Regions from separate parts of the Homo sapiens genome. Here region 2 is linked to region 1. A link is an interaction called in ENCODE POLR2A ChIA-PET data of the cell type or tissue named here. Cell type or tissue: Panc1. All regions are shown on one strand. Each heading gives the region's core, and the rest is flanking DNA. Links, peaks and the distances in the headings are about the cores only.

What was found. Peaks named below come from ENCODE experiments on the same cell type or tissue, not always from the same donor. Only the 100,000 strongest peaks of a DNase experiment are listed, where the experiment ranks them.
Region 2: POLR2A ChIA-PET joins it to region 1 with 10 read pairs; 2 of 35 experiments call an interaction of 5 or more read pairs at or near these places.

What each region holds. Positions count from the first base shown.
Region 1 is chr2:177,353,892-177,365,478 of GRCh38, reverse strand. The region is part of intron 1 of LOC100130691 (Putative uncharacterized protein FLJ44553); the gene reads left to right. Among named protein-coding and RNA genes, the nearest start is that of AGPS, 33 kb to the left of the region's middle. In Panc1, for the core only: no CTCF peak of the experiment used is centred there; no DNase peak of the experiment used is centred there.
Region 2 is chr2:177,169,882-177,181,468 of GRCh38, reverse strand. It overlaps the pseudogene STUB1P1. Among named protein-coding and RNA genes, the nearest start is that of MIR4444-1, 37 kb to the left of the region's middle. RefSeq lists enhancers at 11,022-11,191, 10,770-11,587. In Panc1, for the core only: no CTCF peak of the experiment used is centred there; no DNase peak of the experiment used is centred there; H3K27ac peaks cover 5,205 bases.

The DNA.
Region 1 (11,587 bases), core at 1,234-9,233:
CAAATAGTAAAGTAGAAGAAGCAAGTATATAGTTGGGATGAGAAGATTAGTAGCTTTGTCTTTGACATTTAGCTTGAATTCGCAACAGCATTGTAGACAGAGTGAAGTTCTCAGAAAGAGACCTGAAAGCCTTCTTGACTTGTCTCCTATCCTTTCACATCTATTCCAACTATTACCAAGTTTTACCAGAAGCAGAATCTCCTTTTCCTTGCTAATTCCGCAGCCATAGCCTATGCCAGACCACATCTCCTCATTCCTGGACAATCTAGCCTTCTCTAGGCTCCCCATTTTGAATTACTCTTGCATGCATTCCTGTCAAAATAACCTTACTAAAGCACCATTTATAATATTCTCTAGCCAATCTAACTACCATAGATCTCAGTGACCTCTACGAACTAAGAGTACCCATAGTATTTACAATTATATCCATACAGCTTAACATTTAAACATTCTCAGATAGTTTCATTTAAGTTCATTTTGTCTGCCTTGAGGAAAAAGAGTTTGTCTCATATTTCTTTGCAGTTACTGTAACACGTAACACAAGGTGTTCAACATCAATCCTCAGATTCAAGTCCTACCCAATTTGGACTACTTTAACTGTAGTAGAATATTCTGATCTGTGCCAGGAAAAGGTAGGTTACCATTCATTCCTTTATCCATTCACTCATCAGACATTTTTAAGGCAACCTCCGTATGCAAGACACTGTGCCAGGCAATAGATACGAAGATGTATGTCCTGCCTTGAAGGATATTGTGGGGGAATCAGACATGTACATCATGGTGAGGACTAGAGAGAAGTATGCACGGGTGCTTCAGGGCACCCAGGGGAGACACTTGAAATCAGACTGGAAATAGGACAGAACATCATTGTCCAAGGTGTGTTTCCCAGAGTGCTAGTCCTGTAAGATTCCCCAAGGAAAAAAAAAGTTTTATGGTCAAATAAATGTGAGAAACTCTGATCACTGTCACTCCCTCTCCCAAAGAGCCACAAAGCCCATTAGCATGCTAATGCCTAAGAGGAGTCCTGCAGTAGAAACCTGTGGGAAACCCAGGGTATGAAATATAAAATTCCTAACCATCAGGAGAAAAGTAGTAGTTGAAACCTTCTGGATGGGTGAAGTCACTGAGGAATTGAGGGAAAAGAACAGAGGGGCCAGCCACAGCCAAGGATGAGAAGAGTATCAACATTTAAGTGTGGAATGGAAAAAGAGTGGCCCATGAGGGAGGCTAAGATGAACTGGCCAGGGATGTAGAAATAAATCCAAAACAAAACAGAAAACCAGGATCAGAGGGAGAGGATAGAATTTCAAGGAGGGTTTGGCCAGAAACATCAGAGCCCCAAATGAAAAACTGGCATGTCCACTGGATTTAGCAATCAAGGGGTTATTAGAGACGTTGGTGGGAGTGTTATCAGGGCAACATTGGGAGGGAGGGGGCTTGCAGTGGACTGAGGCTGTGAGGAAGTAAGAGTAATAAGTATAGACTGGCCTTCTGAGAAATGTGGCTATGCAGGGATGGGAATAACATGGGAAGGGACAGAGAGAGATGCGGTGTTGAAGGAGGGTTATTTGGCAATGAGGAGATTTGAAACTCTTTGTTATATTCTAAGGGGAAAGAGCCAAATAGAGAGGAAAGGTTAAGACAGGAATTTGAGGGAAGGGTGCCTAATTAGACTCAGTAACTGAAAAGACAGCGAGGAGGGGAGGTAAATCACAGTGAGGTGGAATTAGCCACAGACAGAAAGAGGGCGACCTTTTCTACTGGGCAGGAACAAAGAAAAAAGGGTAGGAGAGAGAAAGTTATTAGTAATATCATTAATTCATATTTATGAGGACCTGCTCTATGCCAGGCACTGTGCTAAGTGGTTTGCAGAGTGTTGAGAAAGGCAGTCTCGTGCAGTCTCTGGATCCCCGTTCAGCCACATAAGGATGGGCTTGAGCCTGGAACACTTCCTAACCAAGAGATGAACCGCCTACGCAGCCTGTGCTGGGCTTATCACCTTGTGTAGGAGTATCTTTCCCTGTTGCAGACTCCATGAATATTCCTGGCCTCTGCTGACGTGTGTATCTCAGTGGCCCTCAGACGCATCCCAGGCTTTCAATATTTCAGACTCCACACAGGAGAAGGAGGAGTCCTGCCTCTGTGATAGGTGGAAGGAGTGCACATAGGCACATTGTTCTGCTGGAAGAGATGGTCTAGCCACGGGGGACTGAGGCACACTGTTGCAGTTGATCTTGCACTGTCTCTTCACTGTCTATGTAACATAACCCTTCACTATGTAAAGGGTTATGTTATGTTTTCCTTGGTAACTCCTGTGTCAAGGTGCAATGGGAAAAAGTGGAGTACTCCTCTTGAATTAGTGCACAGTATTCCACTCAACACATAGGTTGTCCCATTTAATCCTTACAGTAATACTTTAGGGTAGGCACTAATATCATCCCAATTCTACAGATGAAGAAAGAGCAGTAGGTCTAATGGAGTCAAGATACAAGTCAGGTAAAGAAAGATTTCTTGCCTAGTGAGTACTTTCTTAGAAAGAAGCTCTTCCTTGGTGTTATCAATTTTTCTGATTGAAGTAATTGAAGGAGGAAGCAAGACTATTTGCTGAGAGTGAGGCAGGGAGGTGGCAAGGGAAGGATGTCTGAGGAACGGAACAGTCACGATTGGAATAGTTGCAGAAGAGAATGAGAGAGTGTGCTAAGTAAAGACATACTTGAGAACCTAGCCAACATTGAAGCACATACTTCAGTTGAGGCTTCAATTTCTATAGTTTGTGACACCCCGCCCCTGCCACCCCCATCTGCTATGCCAGGATCTAGTTAGGAAGGCTGGGAAAAGATAGACTGAGACTTGCAGGGTTTTACAAAGAAGCATATACATCCTTAGAAATGACTACCAATATATACAAGATGATTGATCCCAGATGCTCTACTGTAGATATAAGCAAAGTACTGCCAGGGTACAGTGGATGGAGAGGGATTCATTCTGATAGGAAATTAGAGAAATCTGAGGATATGGATAACATTTAAACTTTTACTAGTGTAAAATTTTAGCAGTTTTCAAGCCTGATCTACTGAGAAATGAATTAACATCAGAAAAGGAAGAGCATGTTTGCAGGGGAAACAATAAGTTCAGTTTTCAGACATTGATTTTGAGATGCCTACAGTTGTAACACATAGAAATGTTTAGATTTGGAAGTTACCACCTACAGGTAGTAGTTCAAGCTTCACACATGAAGTTGCTGGCATGCAGAGGGAGTAAAGATATCATAAAGCTATCTCGCAACCTCATCACAGATAAGGACAGATACAAGGGTACCACTAGGCACCAGGGCAGAGTTTTCTGGCAATGAAATCAAGACAGAAGAGGAAGAAAAGCCTGGGATGCTTTCGGGCATGGAGTTGGTAGAGGGTTACTGATGTAGGTAGCCCTTAGGAGTGATTAGGAGATTGCAAAAGAAGCGTATGAAGGATTTAAGATTAAGGAAGGGAGGGGCCACTTGGAGGAATTGCAAAAACAAAGTTTAACTTTATTTTTCTTTTTACAAGCTTGCCTGGATCCAGCCTTGCAGAAGATTATAGCAAAAGTATTGTGGGCTCAATGGCAAGGTCAAGATGACTGGGCAAGGCCCTGGGAAATGAATGCTAACTTCTCACTGTTTTTTTTTTTTTTTTTTACCTTTCTGCTGCCTTCAATGTACTTTATTGTACAGTGCTCTCCCACTCCCAGAGACATTATCTCGCATGTCCCTCTTTGCCCTCAAAATCTATTTTTTTTTCCCTTTGAGACAGGGTCTTGCTCTGTCACCCAGGATGGAGTGTAGTGGCGCAATCACAGCTCACTGCAGACTCAACCTCCCAGGATCAAGCAATTCTCCCACCTCAGCCTCCCAAGTAGCTGGGACCACAGGTGCACACCATCATGCCCAGCTAATTTTTGTATTTTTTTGTAAAGACAGGTTTCACTATGTTACCCAGGCTGATCTCGAACTCCCGTACTCAAGCAACTCCCCACCTCAGCCTCCCAAAGTGCTGGGATTACAGACGTGAGCCACAGCGCCGGGCCCCAAAATCTATTTTAAATGTAAAGAAACCCAAAAGTAACAGTTTTGTAAAAGAAAATTCACGTACTGTTTTGTAGTAAATTCTAAACACTGTGTATCTTTGTGTCTAGTTAAATCCTAGGCTTACAGCTAAACTTCAATGAGAAGGCAACCAAAGAATACGTTAGGAATTAACCCCTGGAAGTAAGACCAGGCAAAAGGCACCTCAACCATATCTGCTAAGTGTATAAAGAATTGATAGTTAGGTGCCACATCCTTTATCTACATTTGCACCTACACGTGAACCTAGACCTTATTTATCAATACCACTCATCATAATGAAATAAGGATACAGTGATACAATTTCAACACTGTCTAAAAGAACTCAGGCTAGGTGCAATGGCTTACACCTGTAATCCTAGCACTTTGGGAGGCCAAGGCAAGTGGATTGCTTGAGCTGAGGAGTTAAAGAGCAGCTTGAGCAACATAGTAAGAGCTCGTCTGTACAAAAAATAAAATTAGCCAGGTGTGGTGGGGCACACCTGTGATCCTAGCTACCTGGGAGGCTGAGGTAGGAGGATCACCTGAGCCTGGGAGATCAAAGCTTCAGTGAGCCATGATCATGCCACTGCACTCCAGCCTGGGTGACAGAGTCAGACCCTTTTTCAAAAAAAAAAAAAAAATTGTAGATGGAGAGCAAGAGGCAAAGGGGAGCAAGAAAAAGGGAAAACAAGAAAGGAAGGGCCTCCTTCACTGGCTGCCTTTGTCCTGACACCTCCTTTATTTGAGTTACTAACATGGGGTTCCAGAAGGTATTTTTCCATAAAAAAACATTGAAATCATTAGCTGAACTGGATAGTCTACTCCATTATGTCTTGGATAGGTTCTGACCTTCACACATGGCCCCGGAGAATAAGAAACTGAAGAAAGCAGTTTTTATGGCAAAAAAAAGAAATGTAACGAGGAAGGACATATCTGGCTTGGTGAGCCAAGGTTTTGCATGAGAGACAGCTTTGGCAGAAAATATGTTTGGCTGCATTTTTTTAAAACCCAAATGAAATAGCTTTATTTTACTAAGTCCCTTGGGTAAAATGTGTATGTTTTTACAATATATATTACCTACACTATTAAGTAGAAAAATGTCAGTAGCAAATTGGCACAGCTTCTTAGACTCCTAATATGTATGCCTAGTGTTCCATTATTGGAATGCTAAGCTTGTGGGAGTTATTTATATCCTACTGCTCAAGATCATCGCCAAGTTCTGATTTTTCACACACACAAAAAAATTGCAATCTCCAGCATAAATAGGTTAATGGTTAATATCTGGGCATAGCTGAAAAGTAGCAAAACAGATGCTGTTTTCAGATTTTTTATTTTGATTAGTAGCATCAGGGAACTGGTATGGTGAGGGTGGTTGGGGTTCAGAAAAGGAGAAGGAAGCTGAAAGGGGAAAGAAACATAAATACATGAGATGATAATTGAGAGATTCAAATTTTCTATATTTTCTGTCTTTTGAAAGAGACAGAATTTAAATTTTATGGAATTTCATTAGAATTTTTTTAATGAATGCAGAAAAACACCTTAAACACCTTAAAACATATCTAGGCTGACCCACAGAAGAGTAAAGCCATCCTGTCTTTTCTCTGTATCTCTCTGACACACACACACACACACACACACACACACACACACATCAATAGTTTCTGAGGATCATTTTTAATTTATTTTTATTTCTAGCATACAAAAGCCTAGGATTATACTCCTTTTTATGTGTTTTAGAAGGGTGAGGTGCAATGTTAAGGAAATTAACTCAATAACATTTTACCTGCTAAGTGAAATACAAAATCTACCCCTACGATTAATAGTTTATACTTTTTTGTTGTCTTGCATTACGTGGATAAGTAAGGATTTTTTCCAAAAAAAAGATATGTGTAGTTTGAGACCAGCATGGGCAAATGACAAAATCTCATCTCTACAAAAAGTACAAAAATTAGCCAGGCATGGTGGTGCACACCTATAGTGCCAGCTACTCAGGAGGCTGAGATGGGAGGATGACTTGAGCCCAGGAGGCAGAGTTTGCAGTGAGCCAAGATTGTGCCACTGCACTCCAGCCTGGGCAACAGAGCCAGACCCTATCTCTAATTAATTAATTAATTAAAATTTAAAAAAATATATATGTGTATGATATGTATGGAAATCAGTACGTTGGCGAGAATGAAAAAAGGCTGCACATTTTCAGGGAGCCAAAAGACAGAGAGCCTGAGAATAAAAGGGGGACTGAGCTGGTTTCAGCTGCAAAGCCAGCAATCATTTCAGACAATAGTCTGCTCTTTCAGCTGAAAATACGGGAAAAGGAGTGGCACAAATAAATGCCCTCCTTGACTGTCCAAATATCTGTAAGATAATTAAAGTATCCTTCACCCTTTTTAATGGGAGCCCACTGCTTCGCTCTATGTAAATGAAGTTAGGATCCTTTCAAACAATACAAATAGGAGAAGGAGATCATATATATATTGTAATATTATATCATACATATATTACGTAGAATGTTCTTTTCTGATTATAAAGCAATTCATGAGAAAAATATTAATAAAATATTTAAAATTAATGATCATTTTAGAAAAAAATGGGCATACAAAAAGATTAAAAAGAAAATAAAATATTTATATTATTAGTAAAATTAACCATTTTTTAAAATTTTTAAATTTTAAAATTAAAAAATTTAAAATTTAAAAAAATTTTACTTTTAAAATTATTTAAATATATGATCTGAATTTATATTGTAATTCTACTACCCAAGAGATATGCTGATAATATTTTGCTGTATTTCTTCCTAGTAATTTTTCTTTAATGCTACACTATCTTTGCCTAGGACAAGAAAGTACTCCCATTTGATGCTTTCAGCACTGCTAGACAGTAAATGAATTAAAAACACTAAAATAAAAGAGACAGAAACAGTAATTGCACCCAACTGAACTGTGGGAAGCTGTACCAGCCTCCACAACTAAGTATTCGAAGAAAGAAAACAGTTGTGAGAAATCAGCACAGTGCTGTGGAAAGAACACACAGAAGACTTGGTCCTAGTACTGTCTTACTGTTACTTCACTCCATGACCTTGGGAAAAACATTTTCCTTTTCTAGGATTCATTTTCTTTATCTCTAAAATAGGAGACTGCAGCTCAGCAGATGCACAAACATTATAAGGTATTTTGCCCTTTGCTGGAGACTAAGGATGATGGGCAGGAAGCTTCTAATCTAATCTAGTAGGTTTTGCAATTTAGAAATGAAAATTTAGGTAAAATTTTATGATATCCCTGAAATAGACCCTGAAGTTTAGAAGAAGATAATTTTCAAATTCTTGGCCTAATGAAGTGGACAAAATGCTACCAAAGTTCCTCAGACTCTGAAATTCTGTAATTTATTGTCACCAAAAGTCAAATGCCTAGACCAGTGTTGATCATTCTCATGCTGAGAGTAATTAGTGAATTTGTTCAGGGTCTGGGGGGACCCCAATTTCAAAGCAAATGGAAACCAGAGATGGTTGTTCTGTCAATCCAATTGTCACTTTATAGTCCCTAAATACCAAAGGCTAAGCTTTGGCAAAGTTGGGCAGTAAAAATCTACCCTTACTGCAAATCTTTCTCCTTTTGATCCTTCTCTCCCCAATCAGTTCTATTTCAATCCAGAAAGTCAGCAACTTTGAACTTTCTCTTCCGTCTGTGAAAACCTATTGGTAAGTGGTAGATATTTACAGCTTAGTAAATACATAAGTGTTTCTAAATATCTAAGTGTTTCTCCCAAGGATATTTATGTTAAAGTTTTATATCTAATTTTCTAATAAAAGTTTTTTCTCCCTATTGAGGGAATTGTTTTCCATTTATATAAAATTATTTTAAAATTATTTGTATAAATTTAAGGGGTACAAGTGAAGTTTTGCTAACATGGATACACTACCTCCTGGGGAGGTCTGGACTTTTAGTGGAACCCTCACTGGAATAATGTTACAATGTACCCATTACGTAATTTCTCATCCTTCTTCCCCTCCCCTCCCACCCTTCTGAGTCTCCATTGTCTATTCCACACTCTAAGTTCATGTGTACACACACTACTTAGCTCCCACTTATATGTGAGAATTTTATGTTTCACGATGAGTAGGTGGAGAAGATGTATTTAGGGAGTAAGACAGAGGACTTTCTTAGGTTCCCTAAATTCATACGAGATATGGGGAACCTTTGTCCAAGAGTATTTTCAAATTCTGGAACAATGAGGATTATGTCTTTAATATGGGCCTTTCCCCAAACACCACTAATAAGGACCTCTTCCTCCCTCTACTTGGAGCTACATTTGAACATAGTTTTTAACAAGTTACAAAAACACTACCCCCAGTTACTACAAGCCCTGAATGAAATGTAATAGCCAAGAATCCTTTTAAGGATTGGGTGCTGGGATTGTTTGCTTTCTCTTCTCTCTTTTCTTTTCTTTTCTTTTTTTTCCTTCGACAGGGTCTTGCACTGATGCCCAGGCTGGAGCCCAGAGCACAGTGGCCTGTTACCAGCTCTCTGCAACCTCTGCCTCCTGAGCTCAAGCAATCCTGCCTGAGTAGTTAGGACCACAGACATATGCCACCATGCCCAGCTAATTTTTATATTTTTTGTAGTGATGGTGTTTCACCATGTTGCCCAGGCTGGTCTCAAACTCCTGAGCTCAAGTGATCCGCCTGCCTTGGCCTCCCAAAGTGCTGCGATTACAGGTATTAACCATGTCCGGCCTTGCTTTGTTTCTGGTTTATAGTGAGACTGAAAAAATTTAAGGAAGGTATCTCAATTTAAATGAATTACTAATTGAATGAGTGATACATTTACAGATAAATGATTCTTCTACATCAATGCTGTCCAGCAGAACTTCTATGATGATAGAAATGTCCTATAACTGTGCTGTCTAGTGGGTAACCACTAGCCCCATGTGCACTAGAAAAATGGCACTTGAAAGTCAGAAACTGAATTTTTAATTTTTATTAGCTTTAATTAATTTAAATCTAAATAGCTATATGTGGATAATGGACATCATATTAGTTAACACAGTTCTAGATGATTCTGTGCAGAGGCTGGTTGGTTGCCAAATATATTATTCTGACCCTGACAAGGGAACCCCATCCAAGTAGAGTGATTCACCTTTTTAATCTCAGGTCTATTATATTAGTTATCAAGACCAAGGCTATTGCTATTAACAAATGAGAAAATCTATAGAATTGCCATGGAAACCCTATTGGAGAAACACAGGTTTCCATGTCAACCCCTGTCTAGGATACCGCTACAAAATGCCCTATAAGCAAAAACTTCTGAAACCACAATGTTTTCTGACTAATGGAATTAGGAGACTGCGACTTTTGTCCATTGTTCTTAGGCAAGGCATTTGGGGCCCTTCCAAGAAGTAGTCTGAATATCTGTTATAAGGAAAGAAAATGATACAGTGTCTAAAGGCCCTTGACTGAAAAATTTGTTTTTTGATAAATATGTTTTTATCTAAAGGCTCTTTGTCAGAAATCCTTCCTTGGGATTATGCTTGCTGACTTTTCTGATATGTTTCTATTAAGAAAAAAAAAAAGAAAGAAAAGGAAAGAAAAAGCAGAAAAGATGAAAGAAAGCTTCCCATCAGTGTTTCAAATAAAGAAGTTTATGATGAGATGTTACCATTGACCCTTAATTTCTGCCCCGTTTGAAACACTAAGGGAGTCCAACCATTGTCCATGCCCCTTTTGGAATGGTTGTGATTTCCAGGGCCTTGGTTAACTATTACTCCTAGCCCAAATCCTGGTGAGCTCCACTAGCTGCAGAGGCCACCATTTGCAAGAGCAGATATGCAGAAGATCCCTGGCCAGCCTCCTCATACCTACCTTCATTGCTATGTGGAGACAATAGAATCATTAAAAGTTATGGGCTGGACATGGTGGCTAACACCTGTAATCCCAGCACTTTGGGAGACCGAGATGGATGGATCGCTTGAGTACAGCAGTTTGAGACCAGCCTGGGCAACATGATGAAACCCTGTCTCTACAAAAAAAAAAAAAAAAAAAAAATTAGCCAGCCTTCATGGCACATGCCTGTGGTCCCAGCTACTCAGGAGGCTGAGGTGGGAGGATCACCTGCGCCTGACAGGTCAGGGCTGCAGTGAGCCAAGATTGCACCACTGCACTCCAGCCTGACAGAGTAAGACAATATATCAAAAAAAAATTTTTTTCATAGACCAATGGAACACAATACAGAACCCAGAAATAAACTCAAATACTTACGGGCAACTGATCTTTGACAGAGCAAAGAAAAACATAAAGTGGGGAAAGGACACCCTTTTCAACAAATGGTGCTGTGATAATTGGCTAGCCACATGTAGGAGAATAAAAGTGGAACCTCATCTCTCACCTTATACAAAAGTCAACTCAAGATGGATTAAGGACTTAAATCTAGGACCTGAAACTGTAAAAATTCTAGAAGATAACATTGGAAAAACCCTCTAGACATTGGCTTAGACAAGGATTTCATGACCAAGAACCCAAAAGCAAATGCAATAAAATCAAAGATAAATAGTTGGGACTTAATTAAACTAAAGAGCTTTTGCACAGCAAAAGGAACAGTCAGCAGAGTAAATAGACAACCCACAGAGTGGGAGAAAATCTCCACAATGTATACATCTGACAAAGGACTAATATCCAGAATCTACAATGAACTCAAACAAATCAGTAAGGAAAAACAAACAATCCCATCAAAAAGTGCGCTAAGGATATGAATAGACAATTCTCAAAAGAAGATATACAAACGGTGAACAAACATATGAAAAAATACTCAACATCACTAATGATCGGGGAAATGCAAATCAAAACCACAATGCAATACCACCTTACAAGAATGGTGATAATCAAAAAATCAAAAAACAGTAAATGTTGGTGTGGATGCAGTGATCAGGGAACACTCCTACACTGCTGGTGGGAATGTAAACTAGTACATCCTGTATGGAAAACAGTGTGGAGATTCCTTAAAGAGCTAAAAGTAGAACTAAAATTTGATCCAGCAATCCCACTACTGGGTATCTACCCAGAGGAAAACAAGTCATTATTCGAAAAAGAACATGGACATGCATGTTTATAGCAACACAATTTGCAGTTGCAAAATCGTGGAGCCAACCCAAATGCCCATGAATCAACGAGTGCATAAAGAAACTGTGATATAGGCTGGGCACACTGGTTTATGCCTGTAATCCCAGCACTTTGGGAGGCCGAGGTGGGCGGATCACCTGAGGTCAGGAGTTTGAGACCAGCCTGGCCAACATGGCAAAACCCCGTCTCTCCTAAAAGTACAAAAATTAGCCAGGCATGGTGGCGGGTGCTTGTAATCACAGCTACTCAGGAGGCTGAGGCAGGAGAATCGCTTGAACCCGGGAGGCGGAGTTTGCAGTAAGCTGAGATCGCACCACTGCACTCCAGCCTGGGCGACGAGAGCAAGACTCCATCTCAAAAAAAAAGAAAAAGAAAGAAACTGTTATATTTATATATAT
Region 2 (11,587 bases), core at 1,618-9,617, 180 kb after region 1:
ATTTTATTATTATTTTTTTGAAACAGGGTCTCACTCCATTACCCAGGCTGGAGTGCAGTAGCGCAATCTGGGCTCACTGCCATCTCTGCCTTCCTGGCTCAAGTGATCTTCCCACCTCAGCCTCCAGAGTAGCTGGGACTATAGGTGTGTGCCACCACACCTAGCTAATTTTTGTATTTTTTGTAGAGATGGGGTTTCGCCATGTTGCCCAGCCTAGTCTTGAACTCCTGGACTCAAGCAATCTGCCCGCCTTAGCCTCCCAAAGTGCTAGGATTATGGGCCTGAGTCACTGCACATGGCCAGAAACTGGAATTTTATATGTATCTAGTTTTGTGAGCAAAAAACATTTTCCTTATTTGCCTAAAATAAGCGGAGTGGGGTTTCTGTCATTTGCAACCAAGAGTCCTGACAATATACACAGGACTACACAGTCTTAATAATCATCATGATTTTAAAATATTTGATTTTCTATGCAAAGACCTTATTTACAGCAAGAGTAATAAATTTGGCCAAAACTGTAAAAAGGGATTCATACTAGAATTTGTGAAATGCTCACCCATTGATTTTCCATAACATATCCCCTTCCATGTATTCTAACTAAACATTTACTAACCGATTACTCACCTTGTGTCAGTCAGTAGTGCTAAGTGCTGCACATACAACATTGAGTAAAACACATTTGGGTCCCTGCCTTTGTGGAACTTAGGATCTCACTGACTTTATTCTCCCGAATTGTACAATATAGCATTGGTGTTTTAGCATTCTTTTATGTTCTATTTTGAGTCATAAATGGAAATGCTTTTTCAAGCCTCAGGTCATATTAATATACTAACACTCTTTTTAAAGGCCTTTCATGATCCTGAGATCATTTATAGTAATGTAGGCGTTAACCAAACAGCATAAGTCAAATAACTAGAAGCCTTTGAAATTGATGAATGTTATAAATATTTATGACACTATATATATAACCTGTTGACTTTTTTCGCTTTCGAAATATACATGCCTTAAGTTCTGCTTTTATTGGTGTCTCCTAGACAACAAATCATTTCTCACATATTAAGTACAACAGTAATAAAACTGGTACACAGAGAAATGCCACAGGTACAGTGTATCTGGAGAGTGGGAATAAGTACAGTGAACTTTATTCAAAGAAGAAAATTTTCCCAAGGTTTTTGCATTCACCCTTAGAACAATGTATAATCATTTGAAAATGTTTTGACAAACAAGCAATGGGGAAAGGATTCCCTATTTAATAAATGGTGCTGGGAAAACTGGCTAGCCGTATATAGAAAGCTGAAACTGGATCCCTTCCTTACACCTTATACAAAAATCAATTCAAGATGGATTAAAGACTTAAACGTTAGACCTAAAACCATAAAAACCCTAGAAGAAAACCTAGGCATTACCATTCAGGACATAGGCATGGGCAAGGACTTCATGTCTAAAACACCAAAAGCAATGGCAACCAAAGCCAAAATTGACAAATGGGATCTAATTAAACTAAAGAGCTTCTGCTGTCTTGCTCTGTCACTCAGGCTGGAGTGCAGTGGCATGATCATGGCTCACTGCACCCTGGACATCTCTGGCTCAATCAATCCTTCCACTTCAGCTTCCTGAGTAGCTGGGGCTACAGATGCACCCCACCATGCCTGGCTAACTTTTATATTTTTTGTAGCAGTCTCACTGTGTTGTCCAGGCTGGTTGTGAACTCCTGGGTTCAAGCAATTTTCCTGCCTCAGCCTCCCAAAGTGTTGGGAGAGATTACAGGTGCCTGGTCTCAGTAAATTTCTCTTGTTAGGAAGGCTACCAATCGAGGACTGGTTCGGGTGAGTTTACAGAGGCTGCACAACTTGAGTGTCTTTATGTCCTGACAAGACCTTTTGATGCATAGGTCCTAATTGTAATACATTTAAATGTTAAGTCTCCACCCCAAGGTAAACATGGGTCATCTGTAACATGCATATTTGTTCAGTAGGCATGCATCAGGACTATCTTCATGAATATTCATAGCTCATCCTACAACCGATTGAATATGTGTGTTCGGCCACTCAATAAACTTAAATTCCTGTCTTACCTCTCACTCCCTCTGAATGTTTGTCTCTGGTCTTTGCTGGAGGCTGTGCTTCCCAGCCTGCAGGATGGCCACTTTGCAGGCTGTCACTCTTTACAAAAAATAAAGCCTCCTTTCTAAATTTATATATCTTGTGATTTTTTTAAAGTTAACATTGTTCTGTAATTATTCTTTTCATTCTTCTTGGGTCATGTTTACACATATCTACTGGATCGTGGTTGTGTGTGTGTGTGTGTGTGTGTGTGTGTGTAATGAGACAAAACATCAATTTTGAGGATAGTTCTGGAGAAAGTGCTACCTTTACCTGCCTTAGGTTACTTTGTGTTTCCACCAAAACAGGAATCAAAATGGGGGATCCATGACTCAAACTGCCCCAGGCTTTTTCACCAGCCTGTAAGGGAAGAGAATATTGAGATCAGTTTGCCACCTGGGAGGGAGCTTTCTAACAGAAATGCAAATAAAGTTAAGGGCTTTACTAAGTGGACTTCATCCCACCCCCAACACTAGGTGAGGAATTAGGTAAAGGTCTCCATCATACCTTAAGTCTTCCCTGAGAATGCCTTTACCTTTAAACACCCTCAAAAAAGGAGCAATTTAAAGGAGATATATATATATATATATATATATATATATCCTTTATATATATATATCCTTTATATATATTATATATATCCTTTATATATATATTATATATATATCCTTTATATATATTATATATATATATCCTTTATATATATTATATATATCCTTTATATATATATTATATATATATCCTTTATATATATATTATATATATCCTTTATATATATAATATATATTTTATATATATTATATATTATATATAATATATATAATATATATATTTATATATATGTTTGAATGCTCACGGATTTTATTAGACAGTGGTGGCAGTGGCCCCAGCCCAGCCCACCCTCACCTGCTTTTCCAGCCCAGAACAGGGGACGGGGAGGATCACGGCCTAGCAAGAGCTATGCAGAGAGGGGAACAGTCCTGAGCCCAACAGCAGAACTTGGGGGGAAGCGGGCGGGGTGGCCAGGGACACAAACTGTGTACAGGGGCTGGGGGCTTCTGCCCAGGGCCCTCCTGGACCAGGACGCCCGACAGGGCTGGGTGCCTCAGTAGTCCTCAACCCAGCCGTTCTCAGAGATGAATGCGTCAATGACCTCCTTCATGGCCAGGTTGGGGATGAACTGTTTCTGGGTTAGGGGGCTCCAGGTCACAGGGTCAAAATGATCCACGCGCTGCAGGTGCTCCTCGATGTCCTTGCGGTCATAGGAGATGCCAGTGGGCGTGATGCATAGCTCCCGCATCAGCTCAAAACTGATCTTACAGCACAGGTATTTGGGGATGTCGTACTTCTTCCTCTTCTCGTCCACCTGAGAGAAGAGCTCATCCATGTCCGCCATGTATTTGTCATGTGGGCGGGGGGCACCCTCACGTGCTTGGCCTCATTGCAGGCCTGCTGGGCCCGGACCTGGCTGTCGTCTTCATCACCCTTATGGTTCCGTTGGCACTCTTCGAGCTCCCTCTCACGCTCTGCCGCAATGAGCCTCGAGAGGTAGGAGTGCAGCTCGCTCTCCTGGTGGATGCGCCCTTCCTCGATGCTGTTTCAGCGCTGCTTCGCGATTCGAAGAGCGCTGGGAATGTCGTCCCCAAAGTTCAGCCAATGCTTGTAGGCCAAATATTTTTTTATCATTAAACTAAATATATATACACACATATATATACATATATATACATATATATATACATATATACATATATACACATATATACATATATACATATATATACACATATATACATATATATGTATATATACGTATATATACATATATACGTATATATATACACGTATATATATATGTGTGTGTGTGTGTGTATATATATATATATATATGTATGTATTTTTTTTTTAAGACGGAGTCTCTGTCACCAGGCTGGAGTGCAGTGGCGCTATTTCGGTTCACTGCAACCTCTGCCTCCCGGGTTCAAGCGATTCTCCTGCCTCAGCCTCCCAAGTAGCTGGGACTACAGGCTCGAGCCACCACGCTCAGCTAATTTTTGTATTTTTAGTAAAGATGGGGTTTCACCATGTTGGCCAGGATGGTCTTGATCTCTTGACCTCGTGATCCACTTGCCTTGGCTTCCCAAAGTGCTGGGATTACAGGCATGAGCCACTGCATTGGGCCACGTATTTTCTATAAAGACTACTTCAGAACTAGCAGGCCTTTGATCCAACATGGCCCTGCTCCCAAATCCACTCCCTGCCCAATACACATATGGACTTTTTGTAAAAATTCACATATTCTAACTACAAGAAAAATTGTGATTATGATTTAGAAAGTCCATGGAGCTTTAGTTCACTATCACTGACTTTCATCCTTTTTACAGGATTTCTGTATTTCAGTGTAGAGCCACAAGGGAGCATGAACTTTCCTATCAGAAGGATCTAGATTTAAATCTCTGCCACTTATTTACTCTGACTACAGCTAATTTTTTTAACTTTTCAGTGCCTACTTTTCTTCATCTTAAAATAGGTGCAGGGTTATTATAGCAACATTGCAATTACCTGTGAAGTTTTTGGTACATGATGAGTAATCAGTAATAGATAGTGTTTAAAATTAAAGTCAATGTATTTTTTTTTAAACCTGAGGTTTTGTTTTGTTTTGAGGCAGGGTCTCACTCTGTCCACCTAGGCTGCAGTGCAGTGGCGAAATCTTGGCTTATTGCATCCTTCACCTCCTGGGTTCAAGCGATTCTTGTGCCTCTGTCTCCCAAGTAGCTGGAACTGCAGGTGTGCACCACCACACCTGGCTAAAACTTGAGGGCTTTTATTTATTTTGCGTTCTCCAGTAATAATTTGTGACCATGAAGTTCTTGCACTTAACTGTAAATTCCAGGAATTCCTATCATCTAGCCTAAGGCCTGGAAGAGGGAGGTGACCAGTAAGTATTTGCCAAATCAATGTATATGTTGGTTGTTGTACATTGTGCTCAGAATCTGTCGTGTGAACAAATGCCTTTGCTATATATGAAAGAATCTCAGAGCACAATATACTGATGGATGAGGTAAATTGTAAGAATACAATTTCATGTTACTCACTAGGAAACATTAACTTGTTCTTCCCAGTTTTGGTCTGTATGCTGCTTCTTTGGGTTATGTGATAGGATGCTTCTTAAGCTCATGAGCTTCGTGGTTTTGCACCCAGACTACGTTACTTACCAGCTGTATATGCTTGGTTTCTCAGTTTTTTCTTCTGTAAAAGGGGATGCTAATAACCTCCATGGCACAGAGCTGTTGCTGGTGGTTAAACAAGCGAACACATGAAAGTGTTTAGAATCATACCTGGCACATGGTGTGAATGTTAGCTCTTCCAGCCTGTCCCCTTAGTCTCCCCTGCTGGTTACTGTGGCATTCTTCTATTCCCAGGTTTAGGATGAATTGGCTCTTTTGGCTCTTTTGTTCCTGGTTAAGTGGGCTTTTGCCTGAGTGCTCTAGTGCACCAGATTTCCTTTCCAGTATTGACACTGCTCTTTCCCCAGCCACCTGACTGGCACATCACCGGCATATCTTGGGCTCTAGTAACTGGAATTGCTTTCTGTCCTCTCCTATGTTTGCTCCTTGTTGGAACCCTCCTTTCCTAAATTAGCACATTCTAGAACCTCTCCTATGGTTCCTGTTGAAAGTCTTTAGCCCTTTAGAAGCCCCTCTCCCCAAGTCCTCAATATACCCAGCCTGATTCAGAAGACACATTCCGCTTCCTCCCTTGTCTGCTTTCTCTTCCTAGAGCCACTACCTGCCCCCCAGGCAGAGGGCACAGTCTCAGATAAGTCCCTGCTTGGTGAAGGCAGGGTGTGGTATTGTTTTTTTTTAAGACAGAGTTTTGCTCTTGTTGCCTAGGCTGGAGTGCAATGGTGCGATCTCGGCTCGCTACAACCTCCGCCTCCTGGGTTCAAGCGATTCTCCTGCCTCAGCCTCCCGAGTAGCTGGGATTATAGGTGCCCACCACGACATCTGGCTAATTTTTGTATTTTTAGTAGAGACGGGGTTTCATCATGTTGGCCAGGCTGGTCTTGAACTCCTAACCTCAGGTGATCCACCCCCTCCTCGGCCTCCCAAAGTGCTGGGATTACAGGCACGAGCCACCATGCCCGGCCAGGGTGTGGTATCTAAATATTGTCTGGAATGAGAATAGATCATTTGGCTCCTTGCTTTCACAAAAACAAACAAACAAACAAACAAACAAACAAACAAACAAACAAACTGTAAACTGAGGGCAGCCTGGGGCTGCAGGCTAGGAAGGATAGCCTAGGGCTCTGCTCTTAACTGCAGTTTGGGCTTCCCACCTTTGGTTAGCTTGGTTAGCTCAATCTGACCTGCAAGTATTTCACCGTTGATTCATAGCATGTGTGAGGAAATGTTTATTTCCAATTCCCTGAGAGCATAATCTATAATATTACAAACAAAAACAAAAACAAAACCCAAAACCCAAGAAGTTGGCTACAGAGAGTCCTGAAAAGAAGAAAAAAAAACCCCAACAGAGTGGTTATTTGCTAACAAGAGAGCAAACACGTAAAAGGAGGGAAAAAAAACATAGCTATTGCCAAGAAGTGGCAAAAACTGGGTTTCCTAATCAGTTCCTCCTTTTATCCTTTTGAGGATTATTCCCATATGTGACTGTCATGCTTTTCCTCAGCATTCTCAGACTGGGCATTTGTCTGTCATGTGACCGTAGCAGACCATTCCGACTCCCTGGGCTTTCTCAGACACAAACAGTAGAAGGAGGGTCACTTGCTTCTGGCCTTCTCTCTAGACTCCCCCAAGTCAAAAGGCCCGTATCTTTCAATTCTAAGGCTGGGAATGATAAAGGCTTGAAATTCACTCTGCTTCCTCGTTCAACAAGGCTGAACTTCTCCAAATTTATTATAACTTTCAGAGAGAGACAGTGAAGGAAAGGGAGGGAGAAAGATGAGAGAAAAAGAAGGAAAAGGAGACAGAGGAAGAGGGTAGGGACTAAGATGTCTGTGTGCCCCTATATAATTTTAAAAGCAAATTTCTAAGAATTAGTTTATGTGCCCTTTTTAGAATTCCATACAACATTAAATTTGAGGAAAAAATATGTCTAAAGTATATATTGGGAATGTCATGGCATGAAGGTCAAAAGGTTATTTAAATGAGCATGAAAAATCTTCTATTGGTGTACTAAATTCCTACTGTGTATTTTATAAGATCTTCATTAAAATCATAAGACTAGGAAAACAGTATTTCCAACTATCGATAAGCAGCAATTTATCAATTTTAGAGATAACCATCAAAGAGATACCCTGCACAAAGTTATCTTACAATGAGTTTTCAAACTGTGCCCCTTGGGGCATTAAGATAGCAGGGGGAAAGAGTTCTGAGGGTGCTGGTCTGCGTGGAGGTGTGCCACTTACAATACTAGAATGTATGCTTCCTTTCCTGACTCTGCACTGTGTAATGGTCATGGTGGGAGCATTTACACCATAGAAAGCAGCAAACTTCCAAATCCATTTCTCTTAGAGAGCTCCTTGTTAAACATTTACCAGCAAAACTGATGCTTTTATTTGTATTTCTAGGGAATTATTATTTCTAGGGAATTATTACCAGATCTGCTTTTATTGCTTTTATTTGTATTTCTAGGGAATGTCTGTGTAAAGCATAGCTTTTTTTTTTTTTTTTGAGACGGAATCTCACTCTGTTGCCCAGGCTGGAGTGCAGTGGCAGTTCATCAGTGAGCAATCTCAGCTCACTGCAACCTCCGCCTCCTGGGTTCAAGTGATTCTCCTGCCTCAGCCTCCTGAGTATCTGGGATTACAGGCATATGCCACCACGCCAGGCTAATTTTTGTATTTTTGGTAGAGATGGGGTTTCACCATGTTGGCCAGGCTGGTCTCGTACTCCTGACCTCAAGTGATCCACCCTCTTGGCCTCCCAAAGTGCTGGGATTACAAACACGAGACACCACACCCAGCCAAGCATAGTTTTTGAAAAAGGTTTTATGGATACAAAAAAGTTTGAAAACCATTTCCCAGTTGGATATTTTCCTTTTTTCCAAGTTAACATACATAGTGAATATTATAATTTGAAGAACAATGAATCATTTTACATCACTATTTAAGAGACTGCATTAATTTTATTATTTATTAAAACTATAGCATTACATATACTACATAAACTAAAACTATTACATTACATACCACTAGCATTCTAATAACTATATAAAATGACAGTTTAAAGTACTTTAAAATGTTCTAAGATACCTCAGAAGAAAGAAAAACTCTTGGTTGTAAACTTGGAGTTTAGTAAATTTAGCCGTATTGGATTAGTCAGTTAAGTAATTATAGAAATGGATTTGTTCCAGAAAAAATGCTACTCCTCTATATTTTATGGACCAGAGAGCAAGGTCAATATTTAAGTTCTTGCTAACATTTTTGTTCCTTTTGGGTTCTGGTATTGGAATACTGTATTGACTTATCCCACATTACTTTTGGTTTTCTGATATTTTCTTCACCTGCTTAGTGTAGTGGCTCCCTAAAATTGCATTTTGAGAACTCACCATCAACTATGTTATAATAAAGTGTTGGTGATTTAATCATTAAATCACTCTTCCTTAGGTCACCACCCCACCCTTCCCAGCTCCTTTATCAGGCTTTGCCAGGTCAGATTTCAGGTCACAATATAGCTATTTTTTACTTTCTTCTCTTATCCCAAGAGGCTAACTGGTGTAGGAAGATGCCAAAACTGGGCTTGGGCTTAAGGGGAGGGAGAGAACCCCTTTAGAGTATAAATTGTGTACTTTGGCCTATTAGCCAGAGATCTCTGTATTGGGATTTTAGGTGTATGGTTCTGGCTTAGTCAGCTAGGGATGCCATAACAAAATACCACAGGCTGGGTGACTTAGACAATAGGAATTTGTTTCTCACAATTCTGGAGGCTGGGATAGCCAAGCCATCAAGGAGACAGCTGATTTGGTTCCCTGGTGAGGGCTCTTTTCCTGTCTAGTGCAAAGCCACCTTCTCCCTGTACCCTTACATGGGGGCTGGGGTGGGGTGGGGAGGAAGCAAGTTCTCTGCTGTTCCCTCATAAGGGCACTTATCCCATTATGAGGGCCCCACTATCATGACATCATCTAAACCCTCATCACCTCTGCCAAAAGACAAAGTTACAACAAATTTAGTTTGAAGATCAGATTGGCTTTTATTAGCAATTCACAAATAAGAGAGCATCTCATTTAACAATTTAGAAAAGGCACTCTGCTGGGCATGACAGAGCAGTTTATTTTTGTAAGGTGGGAACAAGGAAACAATGATTTAAAAAAATTTTAAATATACTTTTCAAAAAATAATAAAGACAGAGTTTCGTGCTGTTGCTCAGGCTGGTCTCAAATTCCTGCAGTCAAGTGATCCTCCAACCTTGGCCTCCCAAAGTGCTGGGATTACAGGCATCAGTCGCTGCGCCCAGCCAAACAAGAATTTTTAAGAAAGAGGAATGGTTAACATCAGGTTACTTCATCAGGTTACCTTTCCTTGTAAGGGTTAAAGTAGAGGGAACTTCCTTTTCTTGCCAGCTCAGGTTGACTGGGGCCTTTCTGATTGGTAGCTGTGAACCTTCTGTTTTCGGGATAACACTCTGTTTGGGGTTTTCCCTGCTTCCTTAAAGTTTTAGTTTGATTATGTGGCATGAGTGACTCCATTTTGGTCTAGCCTTTTGGGGCCTGGCATAGAAGCTGTCTGTTACTGGGGCAGCCCTGATGAAATAACTGGGAAAGTTCCTCTTTTAAATGCTTTCCTTTAGTCGCTTTATTTATAGGCACAGCTGCTTAAAGAAACCAGACAGGCCAGAATGGCGCCAGAGCTTTTTGACCCCTGGCAAGATACCAGAAGGAGATAAGACCTGCTAACCAGCGCAAACTGCAACAGTGATCCCTAGTTGCCTTCAGATCATTAACATATCATTATAATGCTAAAATCCCTCCCCTAAAAGAAAAATCTCTTCCATTTTCTGTACATGCATTGTATGAAGATGTATGTTTTTGAATTAAGCCTGTGTGTCTGGAGTCCCACCCTGCACATGCTAACATCCCTCTCCCTCCCTATACCCAGTCCCTAAAGTACCCATAACTTCTACTGTTCAGGGAGAAGGGGCGTTTAGAGCGAGAGCCTCCCCTTCTTCCTTCTTGGCCAGTGAATAAAACCTGATTGCCTTTTCCAACTGGACATTCTTCCTTTGCCATCAATACAAAGTGGGGAAAAAACTCAGTTTACTGGCAACAAGTCCAAACCAATGGCCTCATGTAAATTTTATTTAATACCTCCCAAAGGTCACCTCTCCAAATACCATCACACTGGGGTTCGGGCTTCAAGATATGCATTTTGGAGGGGATACAATTCAGTCCATAGCAGGTTCTTTGATTTCCCATTTCTCATTGATTCTGAGTATCTTTCCCAGGTAACTGCTGGGAGGAGAGGTGCCTAGGTCAATGCAGGAGTTAAATACTTTTGGTCGCTTGTCTTAACAGCATGAATTTCAAGCAGAGCTTCTAGGAGTGGCTGCTCAGTTTTGGACTGCAGTTACCTGCCCCCATCTCTCCCTTGGCCGGGCTCTAATGCAGGGCATCTTTTCCTAACGTATACAAAGGCTTGTTTCTGGCTTGTTTTTTGAACGGATTCCAAATCTTACAAGTGTAACAGTAACGATCCCATTAGATACGCAGATTCTGACCCAATTTCCTAGGACTGAAAAAAAAAAAAAAAGAATGATTTTGAAAGGTGAAAATAAATCAGTCCTCATGTCATGCAGCTGAGGTTCTCCCTCTTCCCCAAGAGTGATTTTTTTTTTTGTTGGGACACTTTTCCACATCTCACACATACCCTGTTCCTCCACTCCCTACTCATTTGCCTGACTTGTCTGGATATGTTTAAGTAGCACACCCAGTCTGAGTCCATTGTCAAGGGCCCCTCGAGGCCTCTGCAAGGCCTGCCCTGCCAGTTTGACAAACATGCCCAGGCATGCTTGAACTCCAGCAATGGACAACAGATTTTCCACTATACAAATAAAGGGAGGAAGCAGGCAAAGAAGTATTGCAGAGGTCCAGGAAAAGAGAGGGAGAGCACAGTGCCACTGTGCCACTGCCTGCCTCAGGTTCTCTTTTGATTTGCATTTTTAATGGTAAATTTTGGTACAAAAGTTGCCATATACTCAGCGGTCAGCCTTTCTCCTCTCCACATCTTGGGCCATAAGTCCTTGGCGTGTCGGATTCTATTTCCTTCCTGGTCTATGTGTAGTGCTCACCAAAAATGCTTAAGACCCATGCTTGATGATGAAAAAAAATTCTATTTAAGGAATGGTGACCAAAAATGAACTTAGATGTGAAACTAAAACAAACAAAAAGCTTTTCACTTTGCTTTGAACTGGGCACACTCTTTTAACAGTAGGGCACTTCCTGCGTGTAATGTAGCTCTGCTGTGACCA